2 separate regions of the Homo sapiens genome follow, and region 1 is linked to region 2. Evidence: chromatin contacts called from ENCODE Hi-C data. All regions are on one chromosome and are shown on one strand. Each heading gives the region's core, a stretch centred on a gene start or an enhancer-like site at or near the end of the contact. The rest is flanking DNA. Distances are from core to core; before and after follow the strand shown. Region 1 holds the start of LINC01545 (long intergenic non-protein coding RNA 1545). Region 2 holds the start of SLC9A7 (solute carrier family 9 member A7).

Region 1 (7,026 bases), core at 3,929-6,428, 140 kb after region 2:
CAGCCTCCTGATTGGGGTCCTCACTTGGGATCTTTTCATCCTGTACATCCTATACACTGCAGGGTAAAAGAGCATAGTAGTTAAGAGCATAGCCCCTGGGGCTGTTATCACCAGTCTTATATCATCTTGTGACACTTTCTATTTTGGAACTCTTAAATAATTTAAAAATCTCCCTAGCTAGATTGTCAGCTTTCTGAGTAATCCAAATGATGAGTACCTTCACTTTGAGAAAGGAGAGCACTTTCTTTCTTTCTTTCTTTTTTTTTTTTTTTTTTTTTTTTGAGATGGAGTTTCACTCTTGTTGCCCAGGCTGGAGTGCAATGGCGTGATCTCGGCTCACTGCAACCTCTGCCTCCCGGATTCAAGTGATTCTCTTGCCTCAGCCTCCCGAGTAGCTGGGATTACAGGTGCCTGCCACCACGCCTGGCTAATTTTTTTGTATTTTTAGTAGAGATGGGGTTTCACCATGTTGGCCAGGCTGGTCTTGAACTCCAGACCTCATATAATCCACCCACCTCGGCCTCCCAAAGTGCTGGGATTACAGGCATGAGCCACTGCGCCCAGCCAGCACTTTCTTAAAGGACAAAAAAAATGGCCAGGTACAGTGGCTTACACCTGTACTTGTAATCCCAGCACTTTGGGAGGCCAAGGTGGGAGGATCGCTTGAGCCCAGGAGTTTGAGACCAGCCTGGGCAACATGGCAAGACCCTGTCTCTACATCATGCTACTGCACTCCAGCCTGGGTGACAGAGTGAGGCTCTGTCTCAAAAAACAAAACAAAACTAAAACAAACAAACAAAAAACAGGCAGCAACTACATGCCAGGTACTTTCAAAAAATTAACCTTGGCATATCTCACAGTGACTATCACAGGATATCACAGGAGATAAGTCAATAGATATTATGTGTTTAAAGAACTGAGTCCTCTGCTTTAGTGATTTCATCTCCTGACTATTGAATGGGGCATGATCAATGAAAGCTGGTCTTTGCTTATGTTCCTTTCCATACCTGCAATCCCTTTTTCTACTCCCTACCTCGAAGCTTCAAATTTTGCCCATCCTTCAGGACTAGTCCAAGTTCTATCTCCTCCAGGAAGCCACTGACCCATGATCATTTTGGCTAGTTGTGTCAGAGTTGCAAAGAACAAGTGTGGATTTGAGAACCATCAGACCTGAGTTTGACTTATATTCTGCTACATACTACCTGCCTAGATCTTCATCAGCTATGTAATGTCTTTAGTTTCCTCCTCTGCAAAAAGAGAGTGATGCATGCTTTGCAGTTATTTTGAGCATTCTATAAGTAAAAGCACCAGCCCTAGTGTTAGTTCTCCTTCCCCTTAATCATATAAAACATTGAAGTATTACTTCTCTTATGTCTTATTTTTTCCAAAATGACACAAAACCCACTGTGGACAACACCAAGACTTCTATATCTGCCCCATCTTGGCCTTAGGCAGCCAAATACTGCCTGAGGCAGAAGCTGGTAGGATGAATGCAAATATGAATATGTTCGAGGAGGTTCTAGTACATTAATACCACTAAATCAGTAACTTATTGAAATGAGCTGAACACTGTAGGATGGGGGTAGGAGGGTGAAGAGAACCGTTAGCAGGTTACCAAAAAAGGAATAACATGCTGGTTCTCATGTAACACAAAGGCTTGAGGGAGGCAACCCACAGTGGGTTAGAAAGTGGGTTAGTGGGATAGAAAGGTCCTGGGCTCTGTCTTCCTTCCTGGCCATCCTAATCATGTAGTTTTTTCTATTTGCTGGTAAGATAGCTCTCATACCTGGTTCTCATGTAACACAAAGGCTTGAGGGAGGCAACCCACAGTGGGTTAGAAAGTGGGTTAGTGCGATAGAAAGGTCCTGGGCTCTTTCTGTCTTCCTTCCTGGCCATCCTAATCATGTAGTTTTTTCTATTTGCTGGTAAGATAGCTCTCATACCTCTTAAGTATTGTGACTGCATTCTAGGCAGAAAGAATAAAGAGAGTGGCAAAAGGCCAGCTAAGTCTGTCCCCTTTCATCAGGAAAACAATAACTTTCCCAGAAGCCTCATGCAGTAGACTTCTGCTTAGATCTCATTTGCCAGAGCTGGATCACATGTCCATTCTGGCTTCAAGGGAGTCTGAGGAATTATTTTTACTAGGCACATTGTTTTGCTGAAAAATTGAAGTTCTGAAAGTAAAGGTGAAAAGAGTGGCTATTGGGTAAGCAACTATCAGTATTTGCCACACGAAGCATGCATTATCTGTTTAGTTTAAAATACACCATAGGGTCCTTTCCGCTCGGAGACCTCTCTTTCTATAGACAGAGAGCTGTTTCTCTTTCTCTTGTCTTCTGCCTATTAAACCTCCACTCCTAAACTCCTTGTGTGTGTCCGTGTCCTAAATTTTCCTGTCGCGTGACAATGAACCCCAGGGTATATACCCCAGACAACGTAGTCACTTCATAATGGGGACCTCATCCGAGATACCAAGGTGCAACATTCACCGAAACGATGAATAGATGAGGGGACTCCAACTCTGTCCTTTCATTTCGAGGCTCTTGGCTTCCATTTTAGAACCAAATCAAACCAAATACTGGGCCCCCTTCAGCCATTTAAAAACGATTAGTGTGGCTGCCAGCCTTAAAAGACTTGGGGGACAGGCTTACTAGGGAGAACATGGAGAATCTCCCGGCACCCATGGGTTGCTGGGCATATTGGCCATGTTTGAACCAGCTTCCTTTCACGGAAGACTTAGCCATCAGGTGGGGCTGGAAGAAGTCCTGAGGCAGCTGAGGATTTCTGACCAGGGCTAGCTCCCAGTGTTATCCAAAGGCTTCTGGACTGGCCCCAGCCTCCAATTGCCTCGATGGGGTGTCGGCAACAGGATCTCCAACTTTCCTTTTGTAATTTCCTCCTTTCCTGTCTGCGACCGCCATATCTCTTATCCTCTCTGTATGCAATGTGTGGGAAGCTTTACAGTTCAGGGAAGTAATCTTGTTTGGCAAGACCAGGGAATGTCATAGTCCATGTAAACGTCATACCTGATCAAACCAATCTGTGAGCCCCATGTAAATCAGACACCCCTCCTCAAACCTGACTATAAAATCTGGCACATGGGCCGCCTGCTGGTCCTTTCTGTTCGGAGACCCCTCTCTCTATATATAGAGAGAGCTGTTTCTCTTTCTCTTCTCTTCTGCCTATTAAACCTCTGCTCCTAAACAAAACAAAACAAAACAAAAACAAACAAAAAAAGAAACACTATAGATAGGTGGGAGGAACTCTTCAACTGGCTCAAACTCCAATGCCCTAAGCTGGGGAGCATCCCCCTCCACCACCACCACCACGTGTGGATACCCCCTTATCCTGTTTGAGCTTTGATGTTTGATGCCCGCACAAGGTCACTTTAGGAGGATTCTCTCTAAGTACTCCTTGGTCTCTGATACCCCATACCTGACTATCTCCACTGGACAAAATAGGTTCTTGAGTCAAGCACTAAGTAAGGAATATGAAGATTTCATAATTTGTGTGCAGTTTCAGATAAATTCTTTCCAAAGTTAGGAGAAGTAAGAATAAAATATGTAACTGGAATCAGTTGCTACCTAAAGATGTCTTTTTTTAAACCTCACCATGGTACCTGGGGTTAGAAGCAATGCTTTGTTTACTCTTTTTAAAAAGCAACAGAATGGGAATATTGTAGTAAATCTCTGGGGGAATTCCTGTCTTCACACCAAAAATAGTTGTTATTCTCTTAGTTGGTTTGGTTTTATCTCATGGACATTTTGAAGTATATATTTTTTCTTATTTTTTTCCAATTTTTGAGCCACATACATTTTATAGACTACTATTCATTTTTAATCTGTTTCCTTTTTTCTTTTTCACTTTCTCCTTTTCTCTCCTACTCTTTTTTATTTTCCTTCTTTACTTTCTCTTTTTTCCTGCCAATTTTAGTTTTTATCTTTGTGCTGTATTTAATTGTATCATCACAGGCCACATTAAATCATTTCTGGAAGATCAGTTTTAAATAAATAGATGAATAAAAAAATAGCAGTTAAAAAAAGGGAGAGAAAAGATTTAAGAACATTTCTAAAAGTAACCCCAAAATTTCTTCAGGGGGATAAAAAGTGGGATGATTTGGGAGGTCGAGGTGAGAGGATTAGCTGAGACCAGGAGTTTGAGACCAGCTTGGACAAGACGGCAAGATCCTGTCTCTACAAAAAAAAAAAAAAAAAAAAAAAAATTTAATTAGCTGGGCATAATGGCATGTACCTATAGTCCTAGCTACTTGGGAGGCTGAGGCAGGAAGATCACTTGAGCCCAGGAGTTCAAGGTTACAGTAAGCTATGATCACACCACTGCACTCCAGCCTAGGCGACCCTGTCTCAAAAACAAAAATGAAACAGTGGAATGAAATCATTTGGGTAATGTCTCCCAGACAAGTAAAGTATTCCCAAGAAATTTCTGAAGGAATTAAGGAAAATTATTGATGTTATGATTAAAAAACAAACAAACAAACTGGTTCTACTATAGAATAATAGACATTGGCAACTCAGAAGGATGGGAGGGTGGTGAGGAATAAGAAATTACTTAATGGGTACAATGTATATTATTCAGGTGATGGTTATGCTAAAAGCCTGGACGTTACAACTATGCATTATATCCACGTAACAAAACTGCACTTTTACCCCTTAAATGTACACAAATTTTTTGAAAACTGGTTCTTGCACCTCAACAGACACATAGGATTTATGAATGGACTTGGATAGAGCATAGAGGAAGGCCTGGAGCAGTTTTCATGGGCTTTTGTCTCCTATGGCCCTGGTGCGTCTATCTTCAGGAAGCTAAATACAGAGGCTTCTGAGAATTCACTTAGATGATGGTTCCCAAGAGGAACAACTCTCTCCTAAGCCACACATGGGGCAGTTTACTTCTAATATGGAAAATTATGGGTCGGGCATGGTGGCTCATGCTTGTAATCCCAGTACTTTGGGAGGCCAAGGCGGGCAGATCACTTGAGGTCAGGAGTTCAAGACCAGCCTGGCCAACATGGCAAAACCCTGTCTCTACAAAAATTAGCCAGGCATGGTGGCGTGCACCTGGGAGGCTGAGGCAGGAGAATTGCTTGAATCCAGGAGGCAGAGGTTGCAGTGAGCTGAGATCGCACCACCGCACTCTAGTCTGGGCGACAGAGCAAGACTTCATCTAAAAAAAAGAAAGAAAAGAAAGAAAGAAAATTATGGATAGTCTCTGAAGCTGAGCATTCTCTGGAGTCAGACACTTTCTTAATCCCTTTTGAAATTTCTGATGGAGAAAAATCCAATCCAAAGAAAGAATATGAAATCCAGGGAAAATTAGTTTTTTTTTCTTAAGTGCATATAAGTTATGGATTTATATATAAAATAAAGATAGTGATTGTATCAGTCAGGATTCTAACAGAGAAACAGAACCATTAGGAGACACATGTAGATATAGATATAGATATAGGTATAGATATAGATGAACTGGCTTATGTGATTGTGGTGGCTAGCTAGGCAAGCCTGAAATCTGAAATCCTTAGAGCAGGCCATCAGAAAGGACAGGCAGGAGTTCTCGAGCACAAGCCAATGCTGCTGTCTATGGGCAGAATTTCTTCTTCAGGAAAGCCTCCATTCTGCTATTAAGGCCTTTAACTGATTGATTCAGGCCCACCAGATTATCTAGGATAATCTTGTTTACATAAAGTCAACTGATTATAGACTTGATTCACATCTACAAAATACCTCTCAGCACCACCTAGATTAGATTTTAATGGAATAACTGGCTTATGTTAGCCAGTTATAAACTAGGGACTATAGCCTAGCTATGTTAACACATAAAACTGACCATTACAGGCCAGGTGCACAGTGGCTCATGCCTATAACCCCAGCACTTTGGGAGGCTGAAGCGGGCGGGTCACTTGAGACCAGGAGTTCGAGACCAGCCTGGCCTCAAGGCTGGTGAAACCTCGTCTCTACTAATAATACAAAAATTAGCCAGACGTGGTGGTGAGTGCCTGTAATCCCAGCTACTTGAGAGGCTGAGGCAGGAGAATCACTTGAATCCAGCAAGTGGAGGTTGCAGTGAGCCGAGATCACACCACCATACTCCAGCCTAGGCAACAGAGTAAGACTCCGTCTCAAAACAAAACAAAACAAAAAACAAAACTGACCACTACAGTGATGTTTGGTGTTTCATTTTGATTTTAACTTCCATCAGTGAACATTTTGTTCTTTGTGAAAATAAATCACAAGCTAAGATAGGCTTCTATGGAGAGAGTGTCAATATTACGGATCCATGGCATCAGTTGTAACATGTATTTGGTCTATGAAGGTCATTAGCCATCTGGTAAAAGGAAGCTATACTGATTATAACTCACTCATTGGGTGTATGCTATTACCTAATTCCACTAAACTGTTTTCCGTTCATTGATTTAAAAAGTTAGTTATTCAATTCAATTGAAGTTAACACCTGAGAAGGATTTCAAAGAACAGATGTGTATTTCATTTGTAGAAATCATTTTCTCATGTCACAAATGTTTAATGAATCCACTCTCCCTTGAGTTAGAAATGGTAGGTGCTTTGAAATACTTGAACCTACACAAGAGCAGAAAGCATTTTATTTTGAAGTGTGCCTACTGTCCAGTAATAATGTTGGACAAGTTATTTTCTCTCTGAGCCTTAGTTTGCTTACCTGTAAAATGGGAAATAATGATTATTGTCTTGAGGGCTTGGGAAGGATTAGATGAGAAAACATAAGTTAGACACTTGAAACACAGTAGATGTTCCACAAATATTGATTTTTTTTGCCTCCTTCTATGAATACAGACTTCATAAGTGAAGTCCTATGAGTTAAAAGTCCTCTCCAATTTTTTTGCAGATTCTATCTAGCAGCACTATTTTGGATATCACTGTGTAGCGAAGAATCAAGTGAGGTTTCCAGTGCTCATTAATTTATCAAATTGACTATAAAGATTCACTGTAGGTGGCTTTGTATTTACTTATGTGCATAGGGAGACCATTTTTACAT
Region 2 (6,535 bases), core at 3,996-6,495:
CTACTCTGGAGGCTGAGGCAGGAGAATGGCATGAACCCAGGAGGCGGAGCTTGCAGTGAGCAGAGATCGCACCACTGCACTCCAGCCTGGGCGACAGAGTGAGACTCTGTCTCAAATAATAATAATAATAATAATAATAAATAAAATTTTAAAAGGGTAGGTGTGTTGTAAATTTTTTTCTAGGTATTAACCAAAAGCTCACCCCAAAATATACAATTTTCCTCACTTCCACTAACTGTGTCCTAATGCATTTTAAAATTACAACAGTCCACTACTGAACAAACCTCAAGTAGTAAAGCCTGCCAAAGAATCACAAAGCCTAAAATGAGAATGGGAACTAATATTTACCAAGTGCTTAAGTGTCAGACACTGCACTTGACCCTTTAGAATATCTCAATAACACAGCAATTCTGTGAGGTAACATAATCTCCATTTTCCAAAAGAGGAAGCTAAGGCTCAGAGAGTTTATCCAATGCTATACAGTTTTATAAGCAACAGGGCCAGCATTTGAACCCAGGGTTATCTGGTACCAAAGTGAGACCATACAGAAGCTGCTCCCAACTGGGGCCAAAGTGAGGGGCTCTTAAAAGGGGGGACTCCTGATTAACCAGGAAGGAGATGGTTCCAAAATGTTTGCTTACAGGTTCAAATGTTAATTTCATGTTACCGCAAAGAGTCATCTTTTTCCCCTTCAGACTCTGCCTATGAGCCCACTCTCAGGCTGTGCTTAGCAATCCAGCTCCACCACAGCAACAGTGAGCCCACAACCCATAGAACCTAGAGGGGCTGATCAACATATTTTTGGAAAGGTGATGGGGTGGTGGAGGAGGAGGAAGCGAGAAGCAGGTGGTGGGTTAGCATGGCAGAGTCAGATTATTTTGGATCCATATCAGTTGTCACAAAAACATTATGGGGGAAGTGGAACTACCGTACATCTGAGAGAGAACCACAATGAACTGGCACAGTCTGTTTATACCAACTTTCCCTGCCCTAAACACTTTCTATTTCTGCTGCAAAGACATGTAGGGCCCAGTAACTTTAGGATGGCACTTAATCACATAACAGAGACAGACAGCTGGGAGCTCCCTGGCCTGACAAAACAGGTTAGACTGGTGGCAGGCAAGTGCCTGGCCCCGCTGCCTTGCAGCTCCAGTGGTGGGGTCTGGGGGCTGCTTTCAACCTTCCTGGGGAGTTAGGTCTGTAGCTACCTTCCCTTGTAGCTGCCCTGGCCTGTCAGGGAGGAATGCTTATAAGTGTCCTTTGGTGGGTGGGGGAGTTCCTTTCTGTTTAAACGTTAAGCATTCACAGTGTGTCTTTTATTTTCCTTAGGTCCTCTGCATCCAAGCAAGCACTTATTATGGGGTCTATTTGTGCACATCACTGCTAATGTAACATTGACTACTCTCTGAGGATAATGGAATAAAGGGAAGGAAAAAGAGGGAGAGAGCGAGTGGGAAAGAGAGGGTGAGAGAGGGAGGGAGGGAGGGAGAGAGAGAGAGAAATCTCTTCCCCTTTCCCCATTTTATCTCCATCCCAGACACAGGGCTCAGAAAAGCTCCAAGGGCACAATTAAGAATTGAAAAGTCATGAAGAAAATTGATAACATAATGTGATTTAAATAGGGAGAAGTAGGCGTCAAATTGAGTGATTTGAGGAGCACGTTAAAATGCTATTACAGCCGGGTGCGGTGGCTCACACCTGTAATCCCAGCACTTTGGGAGGCTGAGGTGGGTGGAGGTCAGGAGTTCAAGACCAGCCTGGCCAAGATGGTGAAACCCAATCTCTACTAAAAATACAAAATTTAGCCGGGCATGGTGGCGGGCGCCTGTAATCCCAGCTACTCAGGAGGCTGAGATGAAGAATTGCTTGAATCCGGGAGGTGGAGTTTGCAGTGAGCCGAGATTGCGCTACTGCATTCAAGCCTGGGCGACAGAGTGAGACTCCGTCTTGGAAAAAAAAAAAAAAAAAAGCTATTACAAGACCAAGAAGCATACAAGGTTATATGGTGACCTCTCCCTCCCACTCCTATTTCACAGCCATCTAGTTCCTCTCCCCCAAGGAAACCAATGTTACTCATCTATTGCATGTCCTTCCAGAGATATTTTACGACTATACCAACAAATATATAAATTTATATATATATAAATTTATCTTAAATGTAAACGCTGTTCTTCTCAGATTAAAGTGTCACTTAAACACAAAAAGGTGGCAGAAATTACATTTTAAAACTTTTTCTCAAAATAAAGAGTTTTGAAATTCACAGTTGAACTCTTTCATTCATAAACATTTAAAAGTTAAATTGTTTGCCTCCAGAAATTAAGTTGGGTTCCCAGCACACAGTGGATACTTTAAAAATGTTTCCTTAGGTCTTTTTGTCGTTCCTTATTCAGAGCCAAGAGGACAATTACTCACTTCCTCTATTGATATAGAGAAATCAAATTTTATTTTTTACTATTAAAAAAGAGAAGTCTTGAAAAATCTTTACTGGATTTACTTGTGTTCAAAGATTTGCTTGACAGTAGTAATCATTTCATTGTGTTTATCAAAACATCATGTTGTACATCTTAAATGCAGACAATTTTTTAAAAGATTTGCAAACTGAATTTTAAGATCAGTTTAAAATCCCCATCCCAATAGTCTTCAGTATACTATGAATAATTAGCTAATCACATGACATTAGAATTCAGATTAGGGGGACCTTGCAGTAGAAGACCAAACATACCTGAGAGAAAGAAGAAATGTTTTCTCACAATTACAGACAGTCCTTAAAATATTAATATTTGGCATAACCTGAGACATCACATATTGACAAACTAAATTTCTTTATACATTTAAAGAAACACTAATACTCAAAGATATAGAACAAAATTACACAGGAATGCTGAGATGATATTGCCTTTTCTGAACAGCCATCAGTTACACTAGATTTGTAACTTGATTGTTCACAAAATAAAACAGTACACTGTAGCACAACCAAATGGCTGAAAGATGGAGGTGAGTTTTAAAAGTACGTATCAGCAAAGGAAAATTCCACTGTTGTCTTTAAGCCTTAAGATAAAGGTGATTGAACTCCTCAGAACACGGAGTACTCTCCAGAAAATATATTTTCAAATCCCCATTTATTTTCCATCCCTTGAGCATGTGTTTACGAATCTGACAAATCTACCTCCTATTTCACATTGTCCTTTAAGAAACTGGGTCTAGGGCCTATTAAATAAAAATATTTTCACGGTTATCTATATAAAGGCAATTTTCATTTGCATCATGGCTTGGAGTCAATCACCTGCAATGACCACGTGCTTCAATTCCCCCCTGTCTGTCTTCTCAGGAAACCTCCCAGCTTACCTGCAGGCCTGGCATCAGTCATTTATCACCAACTGACACAAACCACAGAGCTCAACAACGGTCAGGGATGGAGGCCAAAGTCTGTGTTGAGACCTATAATTCGCAATCACCAAACTCGGTTTTAGACCTGGTCCTGTTTCAAGATCTGTGTAGGTCACTACTTCATCAAAACTGGAGGGCTCTTAACAGCGCTTGCCCCTTACACGGTTTGGCTGCGAGGGCCTGGTGGCCATGAGCCCCGGCTGTCAACAACTAATCAAGAAACATGAGAAGCAAGGCCCAGAACCAAGGGTAATTTTCACATTAAAGGTTAAGGTTTCTGCTTTCCATTCTCTATCAGGGCACCTGGATGGAAACTGAATAAAGAAATCCCTCAGTATATGTGATAAAATAAAATTTTCCCCGTTGGGAACAATCATGAAGTGGCTCGTCTATTTCGTGTGAGGATGCCAATTCAGGGGCTTTAACACCACTGAATTACATTCAAAAAGAGAATACCTGACTCCACTTTGGAGTCATGGGCAGGGCGAGGGGGGAGGCAGGGGGCACAGAAGAGGAAGAGGGATGACTCAGATTATGGCTGACATCCATGTAATAAAGGGAGATTTGTACTGACCACTGTGCATGTAACACACTGTGTACCATTAAATCTAGAAAAGGATGGTAGCATCAGCCCACCCCTAACAACAAAAGATGGCTGACTCCGGAATTAAAACCACGACTTTTCCCCTTCATACATTCGGAAATGTATCTCAAACTCACTCCCTGTTACCGTCTTAGGAATACAAAAGCTCCTCTTCGTTTGAGAAAGCAAGTAACTGGGTATAACTTTCCACTCGGGACATAAGAGCAGGAGGCGTGCCTGTCTCCTCGTCCAGGCCTGACATGGTGGTGCCACCCACTCTGGGTCCTGGACCACTGCTCACCTTTCACCACACTTCATGCTCTGACTTTATCATTAAGAGACCTGGGAATGTGGACCTCAGGAGTGGGTACCCACCCAGGCTGACCATGGATGTGGCGTCCAAGAGGCCCCACTAACCCATACCCAAGCAAAGACACTTTCAGACTTCGTCCCCACTCCCTACTGTGGCCTGTCCCCTGAGGTGATGCAGTCACCTGGGAAGCCACCCACCTCCAGCCACCACGCAGGCACACACACCCTATCGAGCTCAACTGGAGCGGGAGGTGGTGGGTAAGAGGTTTGCAACAGAGACCGAACGGGGCAGACGGAACCGGACCACCTCTGTCCCTTTCATTTTCCTGGGTTCCCAATGCAGAAACGTGGAATAGGGGTGGAATTGTTTTTAACGGTAGCAGAGAGCCAGAAAATGCAGACAGTTGACCTTGGGAACCAACACCGTCGCAGCGGGAAACGTAAAAGAAACGGAACACGTTGGCAAGTGAAGGGGGAGCACCGCGCGGCGCCAGGAGGAGCGCGGCGGCCGAGGGGTGTGGAGGGCGGGGGGTGTAACAGGGGTGCTCACCATAGATCATGGCCAGCCCGGTCTCGTGCAGAAAGCGCACCCGGCGGTGCTTGAAGAGCCAGATGGTGAGGATGGTGAGCGTGAGCAGCAGGATGAAGGTGAGCAGGCTCACGCTGTCTTGCCGGTGGCTCTCCTCCGCCTCCTTCTCAGTAGCGAGCTCCTCCATGGCGCTGCTGTCCTCCGCCGCCGCCCCAGAGGAGGAGGCCGAGGCCGCGGCCGCGACTCGCAGCCCCCAACCCAGCAGCAGCGGCAGCAGCAGCAGCCGCGGCGGCGGCGCCCCGGTAGCCCGACCCGAGCCAGGGCGCGCCGCGTCACCAGGCTCCATGGTCCCGGGGCCCCCCGCGCCTCCTCCGAGCGGGGACCAGCAGCCCGCGCCGTCGGCGGGTTCTGGCAGCACCGCGGACCTGCCGGAGTGGCCGTGGCCGCTGCAGCTCCTCCTCCTACTCGCGCCGGGCCGGGGCTGCGCCCGGGGCCGCGCGGGGGAGGGGCGCGCGCAGTGCGCAGGATCCCCAAGCACCGCCCCCCGCCCGCGCACCTGTTCGTCCCCCGGCCGCGCCACGCCGCACCGCCCCGCGGGCCAACCGAGCCACCCAGGCGGGGCCGGGTGTTGCCCTCGGGTCTGCGGGCCGGCCGCCGGCTGCTTGCCTCTCTGCGCTTCTCACCCCGTCCTGGCGCACCTGCCCAGGCAGTCTGGGGTCGTGGGGCCAGTTCATGGGCAGCCGCCGCCGCACTTCCGAAAGGGGACGCCAGAGGTCGCCGGCGCCTAGCGGGAGCATCGGCTTGGAGTGACTAGCCTTGCGGTCTCGAGTCCCGTCTCTGGCGCCACGGCGAAGTGTTTAATCTCAGGCCAGTGTGCAGCCGCCCTGGGCCCAGTAAAGTGGGGGCTGTCAGTGAACCGAGCAGCCCCGAAGCCACGTTAGCCCCTACACCTCTCTTTCCTCATCTCTCAGGTTGCCCTTCCAGCCCCAGAATCTGCTAGGTTTCATTCAAACCTCTGTTCTCATCAGACTCAAATGTGAGGACTGATAAGGAGTTGGAATCGGGGGAGGGCATTGAAGTATCTCCTTCCTCACTTGAGGGAATAGACTTCGTCTGCGCTGTGCTACTAATCCCCTTGGGGAATAGGGTTGAACCAGAAGGAACTGAACGCTTGCCATTCCTGGTAGATGAGCAGTAGCTGGTCCTAAGGTGGTGGTGGGGGGTGGGGGTTACCCTGATGACCCTTTCTTTTATGTTGCTCACCTGGTAGCTCAGAGAGTCTTTTAATGACTCTTAAGACCAAACCCAGCTCTGAACAAAATTATGGCGTGGACTCTGAAGGATGAAGCCTCTTGGAACAAATTCTCAGGAAAACTAGAATCTTCAATCCACCTTGCTCCTCTGGTCAAGGAAGAAACAAGATCAGATTAATCACTGAGTTCCCAGTGCTTAGCACTGTACTCATGTGTTTATTGAACCACTCTGAAATCTCTACCAAAACTGCCCATGTTTTCGCTCCCAGGGGAGTTTGCATTTTTAAGAGGATTCATTGAAGAAGGTGATGCTTAACCAAATGAAATAATAGGGTAGAGGTAGCATTAGGTAAGAAAACTCTTTGGAGTACTGCAGCCTTCCTGGTTCCCCTGTAGGTGAGCACTCTGCCAAAGCTGTTTAGTGGTTTCTTTAAAGCAGGGAAATCTCTTCATCTACATTTTAGCTAGCCC

Evidence for each region. A loop is a pair of places that touch in the nucleus more often than their neighbours do. Pooled maps may share reads with other maps.
Region 1: a map of PC-3 shows a loop between it and region 2 (5-fold over the local background). The contact joins the promoter of LINC01545 here to the promoter of SLC9A7 in region 2. A Hi-C loop is called at or near these places in 6 of 168 maps with a recorded cell type or tissue (CD4-positive, alpha-beta memory T cell, CD8-positive, alpha-beta T cell, PC-3 and 3 more), 3 of 37 single-sample maps with no recorded cell type and 18 of 50 pooled maps.

What each region holds. Positions count from the first base shown.
Region 1 is chrX:46,894,526-46,901,551 of GRCh38, forward strand. LINC01545 (long intergenic non-protein coding RNA 1545) reads right to left here and starts at 5,179. Exons shown (of 4, transcript NR_046101.1): 1 at 5,079-5,179; 2 at 1-56.
Region 2 is chrX:46,753,873-46,760,407 of GRCh38, forward strand. SLC9A7 (solute carrier family 9 member A7) reads right to left here and starts at 5,246. Exons shown (of 17, transcript NM_001257291.2): 1 at 4,833-5,246. The coding sequence starts at 5,157. RefSeq lists silencers at 5,018-5,157, 5,178-5,527.